Regions from separate parts of the Homo sapiens genome. Here region 1 is linked to region 2. A link is a contact called in ENCODE Hi-C or POLR2A ChIA-PET data. All regions are on one chromosome and are shown on one strand. Each heading gives the region's core, a stretch centred on a gene start or an enhancer-like site at or near the end of the contact. The rest is flanking DNA. Distances are from core to core; before and after follow the strand shown.

Region 1 (6,857 bases), core at 143-2,642, 430 kb after region 2:
GGTTTGTTTGAGCCCAGGAGGCGGGGGTTGAGCCAAGATCACGCCACTGCACTCCAGCGTGGGAGACACAGTGAGACCCTGTCTCAATAAATAAATAAACAAACAAATAAAAATAAAAATAAAAACTCTACTAGAGGGCTAGGTTTTGCCCTGCCTTTTTACAGGCCTACTGAAAACAAGGTCAGTAGACTGAAAGGGCCAGCAGAAAACACAATGACTCAAGGGTTACAGTTATCCATCTTCCATTTATCAGCTGTCATGCCATAGAGACCTTGGATCTCCCCAACAAAATCCAGGCTTCCCCACCTCTCCTACAGGGTTCTAGAAAGCTCAAATGGACAGAGCACAGCAGGCAGACAGTATATCACAGACACAGCTACGAAGATAAAGTGCCATGTATGATGGCAAAAATGTTACAGGGTCTCCATGAAATTATCAGGATGACACCTCAGGTTTTTAACCTAAGAAAACAGAAGAGACTTGTGTGTGTGTTACACATATGTACGTATACACACACGTGCGTTCGCAAGCATGCCTAAGGAGATTTCTTTCAAAAAGAAGGCTGGCCCAACAATTTCAGTGGCCAAGAAATTTTATCATCCCAGGCACAACATTTCTTGTTTGCTTGATGTCAATTCCATGTACAGTAGTCCTTCCCTGAGCTTTCACTTTCCACCTTTTTGAGTTACCTGCAGTACAACACAGTAAGATATTTTGAGAGAGAGAGAAACCACATTCATCTATCTTTTATTACATTATACTGTTATTATTGGTCTGTTTTATTATTAGTTATTGTTGTTAATCTCTTACTCTGCCTAATGTATAACTATCATAGGTATGTAGGTATAGGGAAAAACGTAGTATACACAGGGTCTGATACTATCCAGTTTCAGGCACTCACTGTGGGTCCTGGAACTATCTCCCTCCTATAAAGGAGGACTACTGTGTATCGGTTTATCTACAATTTTAATGGCAACGTTTTAAAAGAGGAATGACCCACAAACTCCACTTTCCCTGCCCTCGTATTCCTTTCACCAGCAAGACAGAGGTGAAGAATTAAACTTTAATCAGCCACAATTTGAAGAAGGCTGTAAGATGATCTCCAGTATTTGAACCTTGAAATCTGGGTAAAAAAGAACACCTCATGCCTGTAAACCCCATCTCTCCATCAGGATTATCACTTGGTCAATAAGAGATAGCAAAGTCAAAAGTGTCCTCTTTTTGGAGGTGGTGTGTGTGTTGGAGGGCAGGGTCTCTGTAAGAACAGCTATAAGTAAAAGAGATATGGTGAAAGGTCACTAGTCTGTCATCTCTCTCTTCCTGAGGCACATAAGGATGTGACATAGTTACATGTGGTTTGCAAGAGGGCTCCTCCCTTTACAATCTGCTTCTCCGACACCCCTAATCTAATCAATTTTTATTTTCAGTTTGGTGTTTAAAAAAAAAAAAGTTACCACACAGAAAGGACTTTAAGTCTGAAATGTTAATCACATCAAAGTCTGGAACTTCAAAGTTGCAGTTCCCACACCAAGAGCAGCTCCGGTCCCCATCTGCAGTTTGAGTGTTAATCTAGATGGTAGTTTCTCTGATTTAAGACCTTGTTTTATGTGTACAGGGAGTGTGGCCAAGTCACAGGCACTACGAATTTGAATTTCCTGACTCTCACTTGGTTTAGTGGATGATTACGGCGTCAGCATGTGCATTTGAAACAGGTCCCCAAAGAGGAAGCACATTCAGGTCACTTGAACAAACACAAGCGTGAGCCACACCAGAGCCCTCCAGCTGACTGCCTAGCAGCAGTTACACGGTCTCCCATCAGGACCCTGTGACCAGAACTACCAGGCAGCTTTCATGGAACTGAAGTTGGATCCTCACGGCTGGTACCATTAAATGGCTTGTTTTTCTAAGAACCTGTGAAGAGCTTTAACAGACAGAAGAAAGTAAATCAGACCTCTCCTTAAAAAGAAAAAATAAAGGGTGAAAAAACTAGCACTCAACCCGGTATTTTAACTACTGGCAGTTGCCTTTCTTCTACCATGCAACACAGTGGTTTCCAAAGGTATTTTCCAGAAGTTCTGGTTCCTGATTTCAGTGGCTACTCTATTTCAGGAATAAGGACAAAACTCAATACAGAGACAAATGTTGGAAAAGTCCCAGGGAACTAACCTGGCACCAGCAGTTCTGTGCAAGTCCACCCGGCCAGGCCAGGATGCATCTAAAAGCCAAACAGTTTGCTGTGTGCTTGCTTCTCATCGTCTTCGTCTCCTCTAGCAGCTGGAAATTTTAAAGCTAGATATGTTTAACCACCAGGAAACATGCTGACCATGAGCTCAGTCCTCTTCAGAAAGTCAAGAGCACTGCAGGGAATAGGACCTCTTTTCAAAGTGTGATTCTGCAACACAATGGCACCATATTTAATTCATCTGAACATTCTACTTAGCAAGAGGGACCTACAGGACTCAAGGTCACTGGAGTTGCAAGCAGCCTGAAAACATGGTCAATGACGTTTCATTTTGTAAAGAGGAAAACTAAGGAACTGAGGGGACAGCAAATCTTCACGTAGAAGATTTTGTTACTGAGAACAACGCCAGCAACTTTCTCACAGTGCACAGTGGAAGATCTCTTGGCCCTGCAGAGAAGAAAGCACAAGGATAGTGATGCTCCCCTTATCTGGTGGCCAGCCTTCCAACCCCTCGGCCTCTGAAACACTTAGACTATTTAAACAAATGTGAACCAGAAAGTCAGGGCTAAAAGAAAACAATGAAAGCCAAGTGCTAATCCACAGAACTACAGAGCACAGAGATCCTCTCAAATCCTCATCCAGGGCCCGCTGGATTTAAACTGTGTATAAAATAAGGCCAGTTACTTAACACACTTTGTTATAAAGTTTCTCCTGAAAGGCTCATCCCTTCCTATCTTGAAAACCATGCTGAAGTAGCTAGGAGGCAAATCAATGTACACAGTAAGAGGAAGTCTTTGCCAAGCTCCAGAAGACATGGCATAGGTGGGTATGCAAAAAACCCGAAGTTCCCAATGATCACTCCCATCACTCCAGTAAGGCAGAAAAGCACACAGTGAATGCAGAGGTAGATAAAATGCACATTCATGCAGCAAACAACCGCTGAGCACCTACCACCGTGTGGGTTCAAGATAATGAACAAAACAGAGGATGCTTGTCCTTGTGGAGCCTCTGCTCTATGGTGGGGGAGATGGACAAGAATACACACTGGGGGTAGGTGGCAACAAGTGCTATGAGAAATAAAGCAGAGGGGGCCAGACGCAGTGGCTCACGCCTGTAACCCTAGCACTCTGGGAGGCCGAGGCAGGCGGATCACCTGAGGTCAGGAGTTGGAGACCAGACTGGCCAACATGGTGAAACCCCATCTCTACTAAAAATACAATTTAACCGGGCATGGGGGTGCGCGCCTATAATCCCAGCTACTTGGGAAGCTGAGGCAGAACTGCTTGAACCCAGGAGGTGGAGGTTGCAGTGAGCCAAGATCGCACCACTGCACTCTGGGTGACAGAGTGAGACTCCATCTCAAATACATACATACATACATACATACATACATACATACATACATACATACAGCAGAAGGGATGGTGCATGGCATATACCGGGCATGTGAGGAGGCTGTGATTATCAACAATGAGGTCAAGGAAGACTGCTTTGAAAAGGTGACATCTGAGTGAGCGAGGTGAGGTGAAGGAAGTAGCCAGACAGACATCTGGGGAAGAGTGTTCCAAAGAGAGGCAAGGGATGGTGCCAAAGCCCCGAGGCAGAAGGATGCATGGCGTGAAAGGAGGCCAAGTGACCAGAGAGACATGAAAGAGAGGAAAATGACGTCAGGAGGGCTCGGCTGTAATAAAGAGCCTTGCAGTCTGCTGCGAGAACCTCAGCTTTCATGCTGAGGGAGGTAGGCAGCCAGGGCAAGTTTGGAGCAGAGGATCCGTCTGGCCTTGCTGAGTACAGGCTGCAAGAGAAGAAAGGACAGAAGTAAGAAAAGCAGTTAGGAGACAGAGCAACCAACCTGCAGAGAAACTACAGGGGCTTGAACCAGACACGGAAGTGGAAGGGGTAAGAAGTAAAGGAACCTGGATATATTTTGAAGATAAAGATGACAGCACTGCTGATAAACCGGATGTGGGATAGGAAGGGAAAGGAAAAACGCCTTCTTCCTAAATCTGAAAGAGCTTTAGTTACTTGGAATATTTACTCAAAATGAAAAACAAGTATCTTTAGCTGAGACAAGAATATCTGGGAATGATAGTAAGGAGGATTTCTTTTTAAATGAAAAAAAAAATTAAAACGCAAAAAAAGAACACTGCACACCCTGGCACACAACAAAAAATTAAGTCAGAGAGCGCTGCAAAGGGACTAATGTTTAAAGATGTATGAAGGACAGAGAAAAAATTTGAAAGACAAGAACTAAAACAGGTACTCTGAAAAGTTCTGTAAAGGAAATGAGTCTGAAGGATGAGACGATGCTCATCTAATGAACAAGACAGGAAAAAGGATTTCAGAAGAAGAGGGACCATGGAGGGCCAAACGCATGTGGAGAAGAATGAGAAGCCCATTGGTAAACTCACAGGTAGCAGCAGCGGGAGTGGCCTGAAAAGGCCATCATGAGGGATTTTATTTATTGCTGGAGGTATCGGAAGCTACTATAGGGCAGAATAAGACTGAAATACAAGAGGGAGACGAAGTTGTGTTTCTCTGCTTAGGACAGAGTTGATCTGTGAGGCTGCATGCAAGGGGTGTGGAGGGAAGAAGGCAGAATAAAATTAAGACCTGAAGTAGACCAAGGAATGAAAAGAAAAACTGACACTACATGGCAGTCTAGATCCGGAGCCAGAGCAAAAGGGACAGATGGAGAAAGGAGCAAGGAACCAGGAAACAACGTTCTATTGCAACTCACTTCCAGTGAGCTTCTCGGGGCTCCTTTTTCAATGGAAAGCCCTCATGCTTTAGAATCTTTATGCTAACATGTGAATACATACAAAACCTGCCCACACCCGCCCTACTGGATCCAAGTCACTCGAAATAGAAATAACTGAACAGATATGTTTAAATACGATACCAAAGTATTAATTTCTGCATGAATTTCTAATGGGATAACAGAAGAGAAATGACAGTTTAGGGAACAATCTATCCTTGACCAATAACAAAGGTGAAAGGCCAGGCACAGTGGCTCACGCCTGTAATCCCAGCACTTTGGGAGGCCAAGGCGGACAGATCACCTGAGGTCAGGAGTTCGAGACCAGCCTGACCAACATGGAGAAGACTCGCCTCTACTAAAAATACAAAATTAGCCGGACGTGGTGGCACATGCCTGTAATCCCAGCTACCTGGGAGGCTGAGGCAGGAGAATCACTTGAACCCAGGAGGCGGAGGTTGTGGTCACGCCACTGCACTCCAGCCTGGGCAACAAGAGCAAAACTCCGTCTCAAAAAAAAAAAAAAGAAAGGTGAAAGGTTACTAAGAATGTTTACTACTAAAAGAGAGAAGGGTGGGAAATCATATCAGAACCCACATTCTTGTGACCAGGTAATACGTCCCCAGCATCTAGGAGCCAGAAAAGGAACTCAGTCTCATCTAATAGAGACACAGAGCCACAGTACACACGCCTTAATAGGTCAGCACTCCTCTCCTAACTATATTTGGGTGAAGGAACAGGTGGACAGAAGGAATACCAAACATGTTGGGGGGAAAAAAAATGACCTGAAAATAGGAAAAAAGATGTAAGTAACAATGTTGAACAATAAATAAGAAGGCAAAAACTAACATGATATTTCCTTTTTAATTTCAGAGATTCCTAACCAATGAAAGCATTAAGTGTTCTGTACATTGTTTGTAATACAACAAATGAGATGTATCACACTGGAAATTCTCTGAAGACAAGGAAGGAAAAGCTCCAGAGTGCAAGCCTCAGGTGATCAGAAACAAGAAATGGAGAAGTCCAGATCCCACACATACCTCAGGCCTGATGCATTCACCGGCAAAACAGAAATCAACATGTGACACGCTTGCCAAAATCACATCATCTGCCGTTCTAGATATTTCTTCCAGCGTACTGCAAGACCTGAAAACTTTTTATTTTTTTTTGGTGAGACACGGTCCCAGCTCTGTCACCCAGGCTGGAGTGCAGTGGCGCAATCTCAGCTCACTGCAACCCCGCCTCCCAGGCTCAAGTGATCCTCCCACCTCAGCATCCAGAGTAGCTGGGACAACAGGCATACGCCACACACCCTGCTAATTTTTGTAGAGAAGGGGTTTCACCATGTTGCCCAGGATGGTTTCAAACTCCTGGACTCAAGAGATCCACCCATCTCACCCTACACTCCCCTCCAAGAGCTGGGATTATAGGCATGAGCCATGACACCTGGCCCTGAAAACTTTAAATATACATGTAGAATACCACCAATTCATACTAAAATACCCACTCATCTTTCTTCTTCCAAGCTCCCAAGAGCTGTTCCACAGAACGGGATTGTATTCTGGTGGATGATTTGGCTAAGCCGAGTGATGAGGGCAGAGAGGACAATAATTGTTATTTTACTGAACAGCAGAGTTATGAAACCAAGAACAGTACAGTAGTTAAAACTAAGAACCCTGAAGACCAACAGGCCTGGATTTGAGTTGGGAAGAGATGGACAGCTCTCCAAAAAGGCACAAACAATTGAAGGATGGATACCATGGCATATGTTAAAAGCATATTGAAAGGAAAATAAGAAAGCCAGGAATCTCAGGATGAATCAGTCTAGATCTAGATCAGATGGTGGTGGTGACGAAACCTTATCTCAAGACCGTAATCATTTGTGAAAATGGGAGAAGATGGCAGCAAGAGCATCTC
Region 2 (6,535 bases), core at 573-3,072:
CCCAGATGACTCCTGGGTGACGGCTGTGAAATATTTCGATTCATCCTGAGGCTTCTCTGCTAGCCCTATTGGAAAGTCTGGAAGTAGGTGTAGGGAGCATGAGGAAGAAATAAAAACAGAATCCTGTGGAGTCACTACATTGTAGAAGAAAAGAGAAAGACAAGTCAGGGGTGGAGAAAGAGAAAGAAGGGTTAGAGACCATGGAATGAGGAATAGTGAGCAGCACAGGTCATGAGAGCATAGCTCTGTCCTGGCTGTTTTCACCGGAGCAACTCACTTTCACCTGTTGGATGGCTGTCCCGCATCACTGGCCTGTAAGCTCTGGGAGAGAAGAGACCACAGTAACAGCAGCCATTATTTATTGAGCACCTACAATGTGCCAGGGCACTGTTCTAAGCACGTCTCTTGTATTATCTAATCTTCACAAAACCTTATGAGATAGGTAATATTATTAACTCCATTTAATAGGTGAGGAAACTGAGCCCCAGAGAGGCTGCATAACTTACCTGTGTCACACATCTAAGACACGTCAGGGCTGGCTGTGCAGACAGACGCTCTGACACCAGAGCCTGCCTTTAACCATGATGCTGTGCCACTCCCCATAGCACATGAATTAGCCACTTATTAGGTATATACTGAATAAAACAATGAATAAAGACGGGAGGGTCACCAGGATCTAGAACTGGAAGGAGGTAAAGGATTATGAAAACTGAAAACAATCTTTGGATTTGCCAATTTAAGAGGATGTTGGTGGCATTCAAGAGAGCATGGTGGAGTCCTCTCTCTGTCCCCAGGTAAGGTGGGAGTGTCCAAGGCATCCTCAGCTCTTAACATAGTTCCTGGAACCCGGTCTGCACTCAGGGATACCCGCCAAGGCAGAAGGCCAAATTCCCCCCATGTTCCTTCCCAAGCCACCCACTGGCCCCTATGAAGGCTCTGGGAGTGACTGAAAAACTGGCATTTTTGGTCCTACAGAGACGTCAAAGAGAGGAAACGTTGAAGACAGAAACCCAAAACTCTCAGTTTATAACTTTGAACTGGGGCCGGGGAGGGGGGGGTGGGGAATAGCTTTCATTGGCTACAGCTACCACATCAAAAATAAGTAAAACATGAGAACTGTGAACCACATGAAGAGAGAGCGCGCCAACCTCAGTGAATCTCTTAACACTTAAGACGCTTCTTGGTAGAACTGAAGCCTCCCAAATGAAAAACAAGCACCGTTGTTCTTTATGGTCCAAATCACTTCAAAAGAGACTTACAAGCCCAAAAAAGATAAAGCCCAGCTTAAACGTGCACCCCACCCCACTTCCTTGCTGGCTCCTTCCCCCATGCATTGCCAGAACCTGCTCCACTAAACAGCAGGGGGTGGGGGAGGGAACAGACAGAAGAGGCGAAGTCCCTGGCCACCCTCTGTGCGTGACTGCCACCTGCGTATTGCAGGGTCTGGGCCCCTTGAGGAGAGAGGTAGCACCGTGCTGCATGTCCGTGTGGCCCGCCAGCTGGATCAATGAGTTCAGCCGCACTCAGCTCCAGGAGGCTGCAGATTTCTCACTCAGATCTCAGCGAGTAGCGCTGACATCTATTACCCCAGAAAGAGATTGGATATTGGGCTTAATGGATTTTCTGTGTGTTCCTTTCTGACCATAGAGAGACCTCCCATAGAGACGAAATATATCTACAAAAGGGTCACTGCCCTTGCAAGGAAAATGCGATCCCAGCACGGCCTGGCGTGTTCCTGGCGGCAGAAAGGTAAAGGAAAGCAGCAGAAACAGGCCAGCGCAGTGGGGTGCAAGCTGGTAGAAGCTCCACCCCACTGGGTGTAAGGGAAGTGAGCCGTGTGGAGGCGGCGCGAACAAGGGAGCATTCAAAGTCCCTTAACACTGGCGTTCAAAAGCCTTTGGGTGCTTATATTTAATTGTGGGTGTGTCTGGCATTTCTATAATTCACAACACATGAGGTCGCAGTGTGAGAACTCAAATCAGTAGGAGGTGGAGAGCAGTCCAGTTTCCCATCCCACTCCCGCACGCTTAGCCCTCGCCCCCGACTCCAAGCTGGGGGCGACGGTGCAGATTCCCAGCTCATGAAAGCAGCCCAGGCGTCTGCCCAGAGGTCGCCTGCCTTCTCCTACCAAGAAGGAAAGGAGCACGGAGACAAACCGACTGACTCAAAAGCCCTTCTTTCCTAGGACTCCTGCCAGGACAGGAGGAGAAGTTGCCGCTGAGACGAGGAGACGGCGGGAAGCCCTGCAGATGCCCCAAGCCCACTGAAGCCACAGGAGGGGAAGGGAGGAGGCTGCTGTGCTTTCTGTGTACCTTGTTCTCTGCCCAGAAGGGTCAGCACAGCCAGGCAGCCCCGAAACCCAGTGGAGGCTAAAGAAAGGAGGGCCCTCTCTCCTAGAGAAGGCTCAGTAGGCTCCCGAGGAAAGGGAAGGAGCAACTTTTTCCGTTTGACTTCAAGGAGGAGGGGGAAAGGGTACAGAATCAAAATGTATGGCACTTGCGATTCAGTTGGCTTATTTCTGAAAAAATTGGGGTAGATTGGGCGCCCAATGCACCATAAGCGTTATGTGTGTTTGTAAACACACACGGGGGTGTACACAGGGGTAGGGGTCTTAGAGAGAAAAGTAAAAAGGGAAAAGAAGGAAAGTAGCAGAGGCTACTTTACACATAAAAGTACATAAATAAGTTTACTTATGAAGACCATGGTTTCCCACTAACAGCCCCATCTTGGTAGCAGAATGGGACAAACTGTCACACACGCACAGTGAATTGTAAATAGCAGGGAATGGAAGGACAATGCTCATATGCATTGGATGTATAATAAGAATACATATGTGACCTACATATGTCTGTTTAATTAGGACAAGTGTCCATCCCTAGTGAAGATTGATTAGTCACTGTGACCTTGTTTTTGAAAGGATAATGAGAGCAGATGAGACTTTTGCTTTAACAAACTTACTTGGCCAAAATTTTAAAAGCTGGCAATTCTACCTTGCTACCAATCCTGATTGATTTGTTGTTGTTGTTGTTGTTTTTCCAACTTTACTTGTCTCTGATATTGAAATGTCTAGGAACTGTAACCTATGACATGGAAGTGCTATATAATTTGTTTTCAAATTTCAAGCCTCTTTAACTAATGTGGATTTTTATTAAGCAGTTGTTTGACATTCAATGTCAGATGGGTTACAAGGAAAGCTGATGTTTAGAAGGATGTACTGTGTGTTGGGCATCATCCCAGACTCTGTCTTTTAATTCGGGTCGTAAAACTTACGCATCTTTATACAGTAGATACGACTTAACCCAATATTTTTTCAAAAGAGAAACAAGTTTTATACCTTGCACAAAACCACAGGTGGTGAAGGCAGAATACAAACTGAGGGCCTGTCTGACTCAGAAGCCCACGATGTTTCCTATCCTATCTCCTCAGTTACCAAAAAGAGGTTCACAGCACTGGACCAGAGAGAGACCTTGGATGTTAACTCCACCAGCCTCTAATTTTGCAGAGAAGAATGCGCTACAGCAGAGGTTAGGTTACTTGCCTAAGGCTTACTCAGTAAATTTGGTGATGTAGCTAAATTCATCACCAAATTTGGCTGCCACTCAGTCTCTAAATCGCTTGCCTGGTGTCCTCTCCACCCTCACCCCCACCCCTACCCCAGCCGTGCCCCAGGCACTATCCATAGATGAAAAGAGACAGCCATCCTCAGCACCCTCCAGACCAGAGCAAGCTGAGAACAGTTGATGCCTCCCCAGAGCTCCTGACACAACTCCAGTGCTGTGGAGGAGGCCCATCCCACAGAGCTGCTGCAAGAAGAAGATGCTGGGAGCTGAGCTGCTCCCTGGCAATCGCCTCCAGGCCAGCTCAAGCCATGCTAAGGGATGGGGGTCATAGGGACAAAAGGGCATTGTGTGTGAGAGAGGGAGTGGGGAGGGAGTGTGGGGAGGAATGCACTGGCAATTTCTTCCTCTCCCAAAGCTTTCCTCGCCCAGCTGTCTCGTGGCAAAGGAAGGACCCTCCCTGGAGGGGCTGGCAGCCCACCATGGATGCCTGGAGACTGGAGCTGATTGATTGTGTTATTAGATTTCCTCCAAAGGACAGAGGGCTTCATTTAGCTGGCATTGTGTCACTTGCTACAATGGCCCCTGAGTATATAGACGCTGCCTTATGCCGTTCCCTTTAATTCCCTTCAAATAGGGACATTTAAAAAGAGTCCAATAACATTTTTCTGAAAGGAACCTCCACCTCCTTTTTTTAAAGAACAGAATCATTTGTTTCCAAAAGGGGGCCCTCCAAAAGAAGCTGGAGGAGCAGAAACCATTTTAATAGCATCTTCTCTTTGCTGAATTGTGTCTTCATTTTACACTGCGGCTTTATTCTCTGCCCCTTTGACACAGCCAGCTGCCTTTCACGTTCCAGCTCAGAAACAGGCTGGCTTCAGGCTGTAACAGGCACCAGCTTCCAAAGCCCTTTCTCCAGATGACTCACGTTAGCTTGTGTGAGCCTGTGAGCCCCACACCACAGCTCCCAGACCTTTGTTCCTTTGCAAAGTGCATTTAAGCTCCAAGTACTAAAACAGTGTCTACCTAAGTCTCCTGCCTTACATTGGAGTGAAATAATTAATTACACAGTGGAGTGTCTGGTTCCTATCTTGTTCAGGTTCATCCTGTTATCAACTCAGCAGCTGGAGGAAGTGACATCACGTGCCCAAGCTCGGCTTTGAAGCTGGAGGTGCATACCGAGACACTGTATGTGGTACTGCACTCTGGCCAGGAAACATCACCCTTGGACCATCTGTTAAACTATTTAAAAAAAAAAAAAAAGTTGGGACATCAGTTTCTTAACTAGAGTTTCAAATCCTATTGTTCAAATGGTGAGAAAAGCCTTTTGTGAATTCTGCTCTTAGCCTGGAAGGTTATAAAAGGAGTGGAGATAAGTTCCTGCAAGTGTCTTGAAAATTAAATCCTTTTATAGAAAGCATAAATATATGTGGGGCTAGGTGGGGGGAATGCTCCACTGAGCAGGCTCCCATGTAACTAGTGAAGCAGATCCATTTAATGCTAGTCACCAGGATTTCTTTGCCCGAGTATTCCAAGCCCTGGTCTGGGGCTGCTTTTCTACTCCTATGAAAAAGTGCTTTATCAACTGCTTATCTCAAGTTTTTCTTAGTGAGTAACAGCTCTGGGAACTCTCTGTGTGGATCTGAACAGCATGCAAAATCATTTTACTTTTAAGACAAAAGACATTAGCTTCCTGTAGCTTTCTTAGCCATCTCTACCTCTCTTCCTTTCCCACCCACTTTTCCCTCCCCTCCCCTTCTTCCAACCCCCATGGCACTAAATAAAATGCTTAGAAAATGAAGGCCACAGCTGCCCTTTCTTCCCATTAAAACAATCAAGAATGATGGTGGGTTTAATATATTTGATTAGAGAAACTCCAATTTGGTGCACTTGAATCAGCTGCCTTTGTCTTCAGCTCCCGATGGCCCGATTTCAGTGGAATGTCCTCTGCTGTCCACTGCCAGCTCAGGCTGGGAGAAAATTCAGACGCTGAAAGCATTGGCTTGGCATGCTCAGAAACACGGTATTTATGCTGTAGAAGATGCCAGGCCCACTTCTTCCTAATCAGAGGGAGCGCCACTTCATTAAATCGTGGTCACTTACTGGTGACCCTCATAGTTGTAGCCCTGGGGGGCCTGTGGTACTCTTTAGCAATGTTAATTTTTCATGGATTTTATTGCTTTCCTTCATTGATATTGGCTGTTGAAATTCCAGCCTGAATCCTGTTCAAACAACCCAGGAGATTCTGGTACCCAACTTGCACAGAGGAAGTTCAGAGAATAATAATCACATTTACATATGGAGTCTCTTTCATTCAAAGAACAAATAGAAAACTAATGGAAAATAAGAAAATGTGTCATCATTTCCCCACAAGGTGTTATTAAACAGGTTTGAAATATTGCCTGGGCAGCCCCAAACTTGTAGGGTACTTGAGAAGGAATTGATCTCCTTGGGGGCTGGAGGCTTGGCAAACACAGCTTATTTGCACTTAAAGTTTATAGAGATTTTTAGGAAGGGCTCTCTTGAAATATTCTAAATAAATGTATGCTCCAAGAATAAGTACAAGAATGAATTCAGGATAAGAGTTTAAATTCCTATCAAAGACATATTGAAATGCTACAGAGTTTGTAGGGGTTTATTTGAATATATTTTAATCCCTACCATGGCCAAAGTCAGAGATTGGAGTTAGATGGATGAGGTCACAAAGACTGCTAAACTCATTTTCTACACTTTTATGAAGCGAAATCCCCACGTCTCCCAGTATCCACCCCAAGTCAGCCGCCTAGCTGAGCCCCTGCCCAGTGACTTCTCCACCCAGGCTCTGTGGTAGGAAACCAAAGCCCAGGGACACAGCCAAGTTAGAAATAGCATTCAGGCTTTTGGGTCCCAGTGTCCATGCCCAGTCTGTGAGTTGGCCTGTCAACAACATGGACAAGGGACATGCTGGGTTCTGCCAGGCTCAGGAAGAGTGGCCCGGG

What was found. Hi-C counts contacts between places; a loop is a spot of excess contacts on that map. ChIA-PET counts read pairs that join two places held with the same protein, here RNA polymerase II (POLR2A). Pooled maps may share reads with other maps.
Region 1: a loop to region 2 is called in a map of CD4-positive, alpha-beta memory T cell, with 2.8 times the contacts of the local background. The contact joins two enhancer-like sites. A Hi-C loop is called at or near these places in 2 of 168 maps with a recorded cell type or tissue (CD4-positive, alpha-beta memory T cell and naive thymus-derived CD4-positive, alpha-beta T cell) and 7 of 50 pooled maps. POLR2A ChIA-PET finds 5 or more read pairs at or near these places in 3 of 52 experiments (CD4-positive, alpha-beta T cell, activated CD4-positive, alpha-beta T cell and naive thymus-derived CD8-positive, alpha-beta T cell).

The regions. Positions count from the first base shown.
Region 1 is chr13:40,611,984-40,618,840 of GRCh38, forward strand. All of the region lies in intron 1 of FOXO1 (forkhead box O1), which reads right to left. It also overlaps the pseudogene RLIMP1. Among named protein-coding and RNA genes, the nearest start is that of FOXO1, 51 kb to the right of the region's middle. RefSeq lists an enhancer at 1,313-1,362. Within about 2 kb of position 1,393, at least 26 of the 41 ENCODE cell types and tissues checked have a DNase peak (open chromatin) inside an H3K27ac peak, as active enhancers do; they include CD4-positive, alpha-beta T cell, where a contact is called at or near this core.
Region 2 is chr13:40,186,274-40,192,808 of GRCh38, forward strand. The region is part of intron 1 of LOC124903162; the gene reads right to left. LINC00332 (long intergenic non-protein coding RNA 332) reads left to right here. Exons shown (of 4, transcript NR_046870.1): 3 at 1,648-1,749; 4 at 2,186-2,757. Among named protein-coding and RNA genes, the nearest start is that of LINC00332, 7.7 kb to the left of the region's middle. Within about 2 kb of position 1,823, at least 4 of the 41 ENCODE cell types and tissues checked have a DNase peak (open chromatin) inside an H3K27ac peak, as active enhancers do; they include CD4-positive, alpha-beta T cell, where a contact is called at or near this core.